Linked DNA regions of Homo sapiens: region 1 is linked to region 2. The links are chromatin contacts, found by Hi-C in ENCODE. All regions are on one chromosome and are shown on one strand. Each heading gives the region's core, a stretch centred on a gene start or an enhancer-like site at or near the end of the contact. The rest is flanking DNA. Distances are from core to core; before and after follow the strand shown. Region 1 has its middle 41 kb from the start of COBL. Region 2 overlaps GRB10 (growth factor receptor bound protein 10).

The links. Hi-C counts contacts between places; a loop is a spot of excess contacts on that map. Pooled maps may share reads with other maps.
Region 1: a loop to region 2 is called in a pooled map, with 2.2 times the contacts of the local background. The contact joins two enhancer-like sites. A Hi-C loop is called at or near these places in 1 of 168 maps with a recorded cell type or tissue (dorsolateral prefrontal cortex) and 7 of 50 pooled maps.

What each region holds. Positions count from the first base shown.
Region 1 is chr7:51,354,459-51,360,257 of GRCh38, reverse strand. No RefSeq gene overlaps it. Among named protein-coding and RNA genes, the nearest start is that of COBL, 41 kb to the right of the region's middle. RefSeq lists a silencer at 433-649. Within about 2 kb of position 2,862, at least 4 of the 41 ENCODE cell types and tissues checked have a DNase peak (open chromatin) inside an H3K27ac peak, as active enhancers do.
Region 2 is chr7:50,674,787-50,680,572 of GRCh38, reverse strand. All of the region lies in intron 5 of GRB10 (growth factor receptor bound protein 10), which reads left to right. Among named protein-coding and RNA genes, the nearest start is that of GRB10, 110 kb to the left of the region's middle. Within about 2 kb of position 2,740, at least 5 of the 41 ENCODE cell types and tissues checked have a DNase peak (open chromatin) inside an H3K27ac peak, as active enhancers do.

The DNA.
Region 1 (5,799 bases), core at 1,613-4,112, 680 kb before region 2:
CTGGTTAATCAAGTGCTGAAGATGGCCCTGGCACAGTATGGCCACAGTGCCAGGATAGACTGATATTAAGACAGTCATGTCCAGAAGGATCTCCTGTGCTCATCACTGTTGCAGATACAAGCGAGGTTGGAGGCTCTTTGAAAGATAAATTTTATAAATGCGTGCATACTAAGGAGATGGTGCAGGAATGAGGGAACTGAACCAGGCCAGTCTCAGACAATGAACACAAACTTAAGGTTGTAATAATCCCTGTAAAAAAAGTTAGACTTTAATCATAAGCACATCTCTGCATTAGGTGAAGAGTACATCTAGCTAAGAGTTTGTTGGACCCTTTTCCTCAGACCTTGACCTTATCCCAGAGGCTATGGTGGATATAAGGAACTTATCCTCAGCGTCCATCCCTAACATCCCCCAGTATGCCTGTATTTGTCTCTTTGTGCAGCTATAACAAAATACTGGGCCGGGAGCAGTGGCTCACGCCTGTAATCCCAGCACTTTGGGAGGCCAAGGTGGGTGGATCACAAGGTCAGGAGTTCGAGACCAACCTGACCAACATGGTGAAACTCTGTCTCTACTAAAAATACAAATTTAGCCGGGTGTGGTGGTGTGCACCTGTAATCCCAGCTGCTCAGGAGGCTGAGGCAGGAGAATCACTTGAACCCGGAAGGTGGAGGTTGCAGTGAGCCGAGATCACGCCACTGCACTCCAGCCTGGGCTACAGAGCAAGACTCCATCAAAAAAAAACAAAAACAAACAAAAAAAAAACATCTACTGGGTAGCTTATTAACAGAAAATTGATAAGCCCTTTGCCTTTGGAGGAGGTCAAACAGATTGGTGAGATTTTGACCTCCACAATGTCAGCAGTGGCCTTTGGACTAAAAATCTTCCTGGCTGGCTGGAGTCTGTAGTTCTGTGGCAAATGCCAGCCCCATGCTCTATAGGAGTGCTCAGAGGGTGCTCCCAGAGCCTGGAGCCTGCTCCTCCAGCCCTTCCTACAGTTTCATAAGCATTCCTTCACTGTCTTCATGTCTGTTCTGTTCAAAAGCTAGACTTGTTCAGAGAAGAAACACATTCATTCAGCAAGAATTCGGCTTGCTCTCTCTCTCAACATCCATTTCAAAGATGTTGGCTTTATTCTGAATAGGAAGAGTCCTTGAAAGGCTTGGAGGAGAAAAGAGACACTACTGGTCTTATATTTTATCTTAATTTTTGTTTTCATTTTATTTTGTTTTTATTTTTATTATTTTTCTTTGAGACGGAGTTTCACTCTTGTTGCCCAGGCTGGAGTGCCATGACACCATCTCGGCTCACTGCAACCTCTGCTACTGGGGTTCAAGCGACTCTCCTGCTTCAGCCTCCTGGGTAGGTAGGATTACAGGCACCCACCACCATGCCTGGCTAATTTTGTATTTTCATATTTATTTATTTATTTTGAGACGAAATTTCGCTCTGTTGCCCAGGCTGGAGCACAGTGGAGTGATCTCATCTGACTGCAACCTCAGCCTCCCGGGTTCAAGTGATTCTTCTGCCTCAGCCTCCTGAGTAGCTGGGATTACAGGAGTGCACCACCATGCCTGGCTAATTTTTGAATTTTTAGTAGAGACGGGGTTTCACCATGTTGGTCAGGCTGGTCTCAAACTCCTGACCTCAGGTGATCCGCCCCCCTGGGCCTTCCAAAGTGCTAGGGTTACAGGCGTGAGCCACTGTGCCCGGCCTTGGACTTACATTTTAAATGAATCATTCTGCAGCCATGTGAATAGACTTATGTTTCATAAGGCTGGAATCAGGGAAGCCAGTAAGGAGGCTGTGGCCAGGATTTAGGCAAGAGATGACCATGTCTGGGATAGGCAGGATAGAATCAGTGCCTTGACAAAAGCCCAAATTCTCATATGTTTGTTTTGAAAGGACCAGAGGCTGTGACAGGCAGGGAGGACTCAAAGATGACTTCAAGGCTTTGGGTCTGAGGCCCTGGTAAAAGGGGAAGATGAGGGCAGTACTGGCGGAGTAGGTTCAGGACGAGCTAAAGCTGGAGGTGCCTAACAGGGACCCACGTGGACCTGCAGAGTAGTCGTCTGGATAAAGGCACCTGAATATCAGAAGAGAGGTCCAGATATGCTTTACATTCCCAACACAAGTGTGCATTACTTTTATATGCAGAATAAAACAATGGGATTTTTAACATAATTGAGTATCAGTAAATGTTTTGGTAGTTAAGTGTTTGTAATCATTAATCACTAGAGGGCAATATACATTAATTTTCTGCTATCTAACAGTCTCAAAAAGAGGGAATTGCTGGGAATAGTGGCTCACAACTGTCATCCCAGCACTTTGGGGGGCCAAAGCAAGGAGGGATCACGAGGTCAGGAGTTCGGGACCAGCCTGGCCAACATGGTAAAACACCGTCTCTATTAAAAAAAAAATACAAAAATTAGCCACGCATGGGGGCACAAGCCTGTAATCCCAGCTACTTGGGAGGCTGAGGCAGGAGAATTATTTGAACCCGGGGGGGGCGGAGGTTGCAGTGAGTCAAGATTGTGCCACTGCACTCCAGCCTGGGCAACAGAGCAAGACTCAGTCTCAGAAAAATAATTAATTAATTAATTAATTTAAAAAGAGGGAATTAAAGCAAGTCTGATAAAATGATGAAGAAAACCAGGGTAAAGAGTCGAGTGTTCCAGCCCAGAATGGCATTAGCTGTTTAGAGGCTGACTTTGATGATGTTGGCATCTCCACAACAGCAAGGTTTATGTCAGGCCACTGCAATTAGGGAGGCCGAAAGCTGGCACATTCAAAATGAGTGAGCAGGTCATTCTTTACTCAAGTTGGACCCACTCTTTACTTACTATATTTGCCCAAATGGCAGGCAAACTGTTCCCTCTCACTTCCGCATGACATAACATGCATATCAGTCAACACTAAGGGAACTTGGCTAAGCGTAGCTCTTTTGTCCTTGGGAAAAGGCGTGGTAAGGTCATGGCGTTCCTAAGGGACCCTGGCTCCCTTTGGTGCTCTCTTCACCTAGTTACAATTTGCTAAAGAAAACAAGCAGAGCGTACGAAGGGCAGCACATTTCCAAAGAAAGTTTCCAACCCAGAGGTCACCATGCCCAGGGAATGAGTAACCCAGTGTGGCACATTAAGGGGCAGGTTCCACCTGAGTTAGCACAGGCGGCAAAAGGGAGAAGACTCGCCATCACAGTGTGATTTAGTATGCCTGGGGGCGGGAAGAGATGAGGTTGATTTATGCAAGCCCCAGGTGGGAGCAGCATCCTGAGTAGAGAGAATGTCCAGCCTGGCCACTCAGCCCTGAGACACTGCCCTCCAGCTGCGAATAGCAGCCTGCTCAGCCCTGCTCACCAGTCTTTGTTAAGAACTACACGTCCCATGGGGGGTTACAAAACCACCAATACCTTACAGGGGTCACAAAACCGCCAATACCTTTGGACACTTTTGAAATGGAGGGAAAGGGCAAATGCAGTCTCTGAGCCTCACAGGACACCCATGCCCTCTCTCATGCCCTCTCTCAGTAACCCGGAGGAAAGTTACCTTCATGAACAAGGAAGAGGACCGAGGCATGATGCATTTCATCCAGCACATGGCTCTATGTGCCCGGATGCAGCACCTATGCTTACGTAATGAGAAAAGGTGTGAGAGGAACTTTTGTTTCATGGAGCATTGCCCAGCCCACACCACAGTCCTGTAAGTGCCCATCCTGTTTACTTTGCCATTGCTGCACTGATGGACAGCCATCTATGGAGACAAAGCCAGAGCAGGGGATGCAAAGCTGGGCTGGACCAGAAGGGTTGCCTCAGCCATCTAGAGATGGGGAGGGGACATAAATCTCTGAATCATTCTCTAGGGGGCTAAGGTCACTGATGGGAAGAGCACACAATGAGCCGCATCCAAGGGGTGGGAGGGAAACAGAAGAAGGGGTCAAGGCAGAGGCTGAGAGAGTCAAAGTGGATACATCAGGGTGGGGTGAGGAGCCCACAGAGGGGAGAGGTTTAGGTTGGAGCTACACCTCTAAATGTGTGGGGTCAGGCTGGTCCTAAGAATAGAAACAAAGCAGCTAAATAGAATCCAGCCACTAGTGGGAACAGGCATGATCCAAGGACTGAGATCTGGGAGCTTCATGCTAAAGAACTACTATGTGAATTAAATAAAGAAAATAAAGGAGTGGTCAGAGAGTGGGAAGAACAGGAAAACCTAGCTTCATAGAAGGAGGTGGAGGAGCCTGTTTCAATGAGTGGACCATTGACAATGGCCAATGCCAAAGAGAGATGAAGGAGCTTGAGAATTTAAACAGAAGGCCACTGGGCCTTATCTCATTCAAGTTTTTGTTTCACATATGAAGTTTTGGTAGAATATAGGGGCCTACATGATAGGGCTCTGAGGAGGGAAAGATCCACAGAAGAATAAATCAGTATCTATGATATGAGAGTGGGGCAGGAAAGTGCTGGGTAGAGAAAGGCAGGTCCCTGGCTAGGGCTCCACCCCCGGGCCTGTGCCCATGGACATAGGTGAGGACAGGTATTTCTGTTTTCATGCCCAAATGTTGCATTTTCCAAGACCATCTTGGCTCACCACGCCCCCAATCCTATGCCTATAAAAACCCTGAGACCCTAGTGGGAAGAGACACAAGCAGCTGGACATCGAGAGGAACACACTGGCGAAACAGCACACCGAGAGGCACCAGCAGATGCCGGCAGGTTATCGACTGCCGGGATGACACGGAGTTTGGCTGGCGTGGTCGGAGCAGAGCCCAGCCACTGGGCAGCCTGACTCTAGGGGAAAACTACCACCTTCCCATTCCATCCCCTTTCTGGCCTCTGCATCCACCTCACTGAGAGCTACCACCACTCAATAAAAAATCTTGCACTCATTCTCCAAGCCCACATGTGATCCGATTTTTCCAGTACACTAAGGCAAGAACCTGGGATACAGAAAGCCCTCTGTCCTTTCAATAAGGCAGAGGCTCTAATTGAGCTGATTAACACAAGTCCCCTATGGATGGCTAAACTGAAATAGCGCCCTGTAACACACACCCACTGGGGCCTCAGGAGCTGTAAACCTTCAACCCTACAAGCTGCCATGGGGTTGATGCTCCCCACTACCTGCCTGTCTGCATGCTCCCCCTAGAGGTTTGAGCAATGGGGCGCAGAAGAAGCGAGCCACACCCCCCAATGCAAGTTCTGCGAGGGGGATAAGGGAAACTTTGCCGTTTCATCTAGACCACAAGTTGAAACAGTTGAATAACAAAAGGAAGGAACTAAGAAGACAGATACCCAGTTGACTGAACACAGCTCTGGTAAAAATGAAGAATTATGCCTGGAGTGGAGGTGCATGGACATTTGTGTGTGGCTTCTCAAGTTTACTCTGCCATCATATCATCTCAGGGTCTTAGCTTTTCAAGTAGAAATTCAGCTCTTTCTGTGACAGACAATGATTCACATTAACTAAATTCACACAATCCAGATGTAGAAACCAAAATATTGGTTGTGATGAACATGAGTCATCAGGGAAGTGCAATTCCCATATAAACACATCAGAATGGCTAAAATGTAAAGGACTGACAATACCAAGTGTTGACAAGAATGTTGATCAAATTGATCTCTTATACTCCGCTGGTAGGAATGTAAATTGGCACATCCTCTTTGGAAAACTGTCACCAGCTTCTAACGCTAAGCATATACCTGCTCTATGATTCAGCCATTGTATTCCAAGATGTAACACTAACAACAACAAATGTTCACATTCACCAAACATACATAATAGAATGGGCATAGCAGCTTTATTCATA
Region 2 (5,786 bases), core at 1,491-3,990:
ACTTCTGAGTCTCCATAGGCACCAGCACTGATTGGAGCCCTGCCACTGCCCATTAGCATAGGCCACGACTCTTTTGCAGATGTGTCTGTACATAATGAAAAACCAAAAAACGTATATTCTTACAAATTGTTAAATTCATCAGTTTGTTGATATGTGTTTTCTCAATTACTAGAGACTGAAAATGGTGGTTCCCCTTGTCTTTTGTGAGCTGGGTAGAGAGGAGAGGATGCCATTTTCAACAAAGGTTGGGAGAAGGAAGTTTCTCTTATAAACACTGAAAGCCAAGAGTTATGACTGTGTAGCTCTTTCTAGGTACAAGGATATTTATATGCATTTGCTGGACAGACTAATTCTAGGGATTTTATTTTCTGCCTCAAATCCTGCCTGTGTGTAGGAACCCGTGAAATAAAGCATTGATTCCATTTGTATTTTTATTTGGAGTTGTGGTTAGGTGGTTTGCTTTTGTGTTTGCTGAATATCTTTAAATACCATAAATATGATAGAGAAGAATACTCTAACCATATAATACCTGGTTTTCTTATTCTACTTACTTATGTCCAAACTCTATATATGGGAAATTAAGTGCATGTGACTAGAATACATGAGAATAGAAGATAAATTGTTGTTCAGAAAGCTGTTTCAGTAGAAGGTTAAGTTATATTTGCACAAAGTTTTAATTGGTTAGAAGTTAACAGAAATTGCTTGCCAAGTGAACATGGTCTAGTGGAAAACACTTTTGCAGCCTGACCTTCACTTCTTTTCTAGATAGAAATGTGTAAGGACTTTGGCTTTTGCACATGTGTTAGAGACTTTTCATGTAAAGTGCCATTTATCTGTTTCTTAGGGACTGAATCTGCTTTGACTTAATGATATACCCCCACCCCAGCTGTTTATGACTTAACAGGGTATATCTTCCATATGAAAATGGGGGAAGGGGGTAGTGGAGAAAGCTCTGAAGGCATCGCACACTGATGGAAGCTTGTGTAGGTCTGTGAAGAAGGGATCGTAATGGACACGTCCTAAACACATGGTGCAAATAACATGTCCTTATGTTGCCAAATCATTTAGTAAAGTGAATCCAGTGTCATCTTTAATCCCTAAACAATGTAAAGAAGACACTAGATGGTGCTGTAAACTAAGAAATGTATTGGTGAAGGTGGTGAGATGGTGCTAGAAGTTAAATCCTCTGTCCCCGGAGTTTCTCTGTCCTCTTTGCCTTTTCCTAGTCAGCACACCTAGCCTGCTGCATGGAAGACATTTACTCGTGATGATTTATAAGCCCGATGCAAATGTGTTTCGCTGAGTTTATATCTATTTTAAAACTAAGCCAGCCTCAGTTTGCTAATGACAGTGAAACTAGATGAGATGTGAATTTGAGATCAGACAAGCTACTCAAATATTTGGGGCAAAGTTAATACCCAGTTTTGGACTGGGTTATTTAAAGAAGGAAAATAACTATTAATAACATGATTGACAGCCATGTTGTTTGACCTATATTTGTGCAGAAAATACATTCTTATAAATCCGTCTGAAGTGAAATTTTATATATAAAATTATTTTTTTCTTCACCTTTCACTATTCCTCCCAGTGGGGCAGCCCCATGGAAAATATTTTGGCGTCAAGTTAACATTAAATAGACAATCTGAATATTCACTGCGAGAAGCATTTGTTTACTTGTTTCTCCCACTTCTGTTACGTGGCAGAAGGCCTTTCACAAATGGGTGATTATTGATCCACTTGGATTCATGGGACCAGACAAGAATTTTGCAGTTGACCACACCCACAGAGGTGGCACACAGAGTCCTTACTGAGGTAGACCAGCTGACAGAATAAACGCCATAGGGATGCTTGTAAGAACTCAGTGTGATTTCAGTCGTATCTTAATGTAGTAATTAAAAAAAAAATGGTGTAGAATATGAAAAATTGTCTTCTTTTGAATCAAACCTTTAAAACCCCTGTTTGGAAGATTTAACTGTCGCTCTTCGTTAGAATTTAGTGAAGCTTACAAGTCAGAGAACCATAATTGATTTTATTATCTAAACAGATAAAATGCTAATGAACCCCACAGGACATTTTACAGTTGTTTCTAAAGTATGGCATTTAAAATTTCTAAAAAGTTTTATTTTTGCTGTAATGGCTCTGGAAAGTATGAAGGTTTGAAACATCCAGATAGAGTGGTTGGATTCAGTTTATGAAGATTATAACCTATTGAGTTACCAGATTGACCTGGCTTTGTTGAAAATATTCATGATTGAATGTATTAAAGTAGAAAATAGTTGTACAAATAATCCACCTCAGAGGAGAGTAAAAGCATTTTGAGGATATGTGTTGTGTTTATATTTTGGCATCTGTTACCTTATATTTACTTTGAATAATGACAGAATTACTTTGCATTTGACCTAATTGCAGAGCTATGACCCAGGAATGATCTGGTTGACTGACAGAAGGCTTAGCAGGAAAAGGACAGGAGACCCCGGGGGCTGCTTGCCTGGGGAGCACAGCCAAGGGGCTGTTAGGAATGCATAGAGAGAAATAACTGCACATGAAAATTCCCCAGAGGGAATGAAAACATGTTATTTTCCTAGAAGAGAACAGTCTCAGAGTAGGAACTGTACCACTGTTTTTATTTCCAAAGCAGGATTAAAAGCCTGGCATTGAATTGGCAGAGTGGCCCCACAGCACACGTGTATGTGTGTGCAAGTGTGTGCATGTGTGTGGACATGTTCGCACGTGTGCACGTGTGTGGCATTGAGACCAACCTGCATCACCCAAGACTGACTATACTTAACAGTGAACTTTGTGTTTTGGCCAGTATTGACTTTTAGATGGCCCACTGAGATAGAAATATTGAGCTGTTAATACGGTAAGTTAAGAGTGGCGCTCGTGCTAATTGTTTTGCAGAGCTTCAATTAAGCAGCTATTCCCTGTCAGCTAAATAGGAGTGTAGGAGATGAGTGGGTGCGTGATGCATACGTTCTAGAACTTTCCTGAAGCCCCAGATTCGTGGTCTCCACTATAACTTTTCCTCAAGATGGATGCAGCAGTCTCAATAAATACAGAACTGAGGTCTTGTCTTTGGCAGGCAGAGTTCTCTGGACTGCAATTTTCGCTCCAGCAGTTGGCAGTGAGGCTCTCCTCTCCCTGAGGCCACAAGCCTTCTGGGCCTCGGGTAGCTCAGGCAGGTACATGCCTGCCCCTCCAGGGGTCCTGATTTTTTGCCAACCAACTCTTCCCCACCCCACCTCACCCCAGCTATGAGCAAGAGTTCGCCTGCTGACTCTGAGTGTTCTTCCTTGTGATTAATTATTGATTATGCAGTAATTATTAATTATTGATTCAGCACTTTGTCCTTTTAATATCTGGCCAGGATTAATATTTGACCACTCACAACCTGAACCATGGCAACATCTCTCTTCTTCCCTCCTTCCACACAGATCCTGGGCACACAGGGCCCTGCTTGCTGCGTCTCAGCTGCTGATTTCACCCAGTCCGCATCTTCGGATCCATCTGACCCCTGTTTTTCTAAGGCAACCTTCCTCTTCCAGCCTGATGCTCCCCAGCCCCTGCCCTCTCCCCTGGCCCTGGTTTGAATGTGGCCTCTGTTCTTCCAGCAAGGGCTGTGCTGGCCAGGCCTCAGTGATCTCATCGCTGCCATTTCAGCAGCCTCCCTTCTGTCCTCACCCCTCCCTTCTATCTGTCTGTCTTCACCAGGATCTTGAGCGTGATCTGGCTAAACCCTGCTCCTACTGTCCCACCCACTCCAGAAGCCCAAGCACTACCCCCGGGGGTGACCCTGCCCACTCCATACCCCCTCTGCACTACCGTGGTTGCCCAGGACTTCCCTCCCTCATTGTTGTTGTTTTGTTTCCTTATGTCTTGTCTTGTTATGCCCTTTAGCCTTGAGAGATGAGGGGAGCCCTTTAAAACAAAGGCCTTCCTAACCAGAGGGCAGAGTGCCCCTCTGAAGCTTCTGTGAGGAGCACACACCTGGTAGGAGAGAATGAGGGATGCAAAGCTTATTTTCAATACCGCTTATGTGACCTTGGGCAGGTGATTTAATTCTTCCAGGCCTATTTCCTCAGCTGTTAAGCCAGGTTAATAACGATCACTTTTTGTTATTTTGTAAGAAATAGATGAAATAGGGCTAATAAATAACATCTTCCTGTTTACTGTGTGCCAAGCTGTGTTATAAAGCAGATAATAACTAACCTAGTCCTTACAACCCCCCCCCCCCCCCGGTGGGGTGGACACTATTGCTAAGCTCATGTTAGAGTTGAGGACTCTTAAGAAATAGGAAGCCCACGTCCTGGGCCCTGGGCCCAGAGCTACTAGGAGCAGGGCAGGGTGAGCAAGTTTGCAAGTGCCGGTCTCTGCTTTCCTTCCTACCAATGTAGCCTTTGGTAGGAAGAGGGTCTTGCTGTCTGTGACCCTGTGTGTTAAGTGGGTGTAACTTGCAGCTATTCTGGGAGCAGAAGAGAGGACGAATTATGTGAGCTTCCATCATTATTTGCCATGATGTCAAAAAGCGAAAAATCTAAAAATGCAGAAGAAAGGAGTCAATATTATTAGAATGTATTGGGTTACACGTACAAAACTCACTCAAATTAGCTTAAGCACAACAACAACAAAATTATTGTATGGATGCAAGAATGTTTTACCAATCTTCCCTGAGCAGGAGTGCAGCCAGGCCTTAGGAAGCACCGGAAGCTGCACAGCCCTAGCTCCTGGCTCCCTTTCCCCGTCCCACCCCAACCCCTCCCCATCTCCATGTGCTGGGTTGTAGCCCTAGGTCTCTGTTTCTCTGGAGAAACAGACCCATTAAATAGGCTGTATACAGAGAGAGACACATGTGTTTTAGGAATTGGCTCATGACACTGTGGAGGCTAGCAAGTCCAAAATCTGCAGGGCAGGCTGGCAGGCTGGACATCCAGGGAAGGGTTGCAGCTCAGGTCTGGAGGCAGAATTCCATCTTTCCCCTTGGAGGCCGGTCTTTTTCTTCTATTCAGGTCTTCAGGTGATGGGCTGAGGCACTCTCACATGAGAGAGAACAATCTGCTTTACTCAAAGTCTGTGGTTTAAATGTTAATTACATCTAAAAAATACTTTCACAGCATCTAGTCTAGTGTTTAGCTAAAACCTGGCACCATGGCCCAGCCAAGTTGGCACATAAAACCAACCATCACTGTCTCTGCGTGCTCATTCCTCCCTTTCTACAGTGCGTTTTCCGCCGCTCTCTCTCTCACTTACTCTCTGTGCCATTGTGGCTTCTCTCTCTGCATCTGCCCCATGCCTTCCTCTGTGAAGATGGGCTTCCTTCTGCACTCTGGCCAATCGAGAGGATGGGTGGGCACCCGAAGCCCTCAGGCATGTGTTGTAGTAGCAGCCACACACAAACCCCTGCCACAGTGTCAGCCCCTACTTAACCTTTCTGGGCTGGAACCAGTGTCAGTGTTGGGTGCTGCTCTGTTTCTGTCTCTTGTTTCACTTCTGGAATCCCAGGGAAGGGAGAGTCCTGATCCTGGGAGACACCTGTGATTCAGTCAGCTGAGTCCAGGCCAGTGGGGTCGTGCTATGCAGCTGTGGCTGTGTGCGGCCTACCGGAGGGGGTGGGGAGGAGAGAAGGGGGTGCTGAAGGGAGCTGAGCAGATGCTCTGAATGGCTTCTCCCTGGAGACAGGTAGAAATGCAGCCCAGCTCTAATGATTGAATTGTCTCTGGAATGTCAGTCATGATGAATACATGTAATATGCATGCTTCCATACAGTCATACTTGTCTTGGTGTTTCCC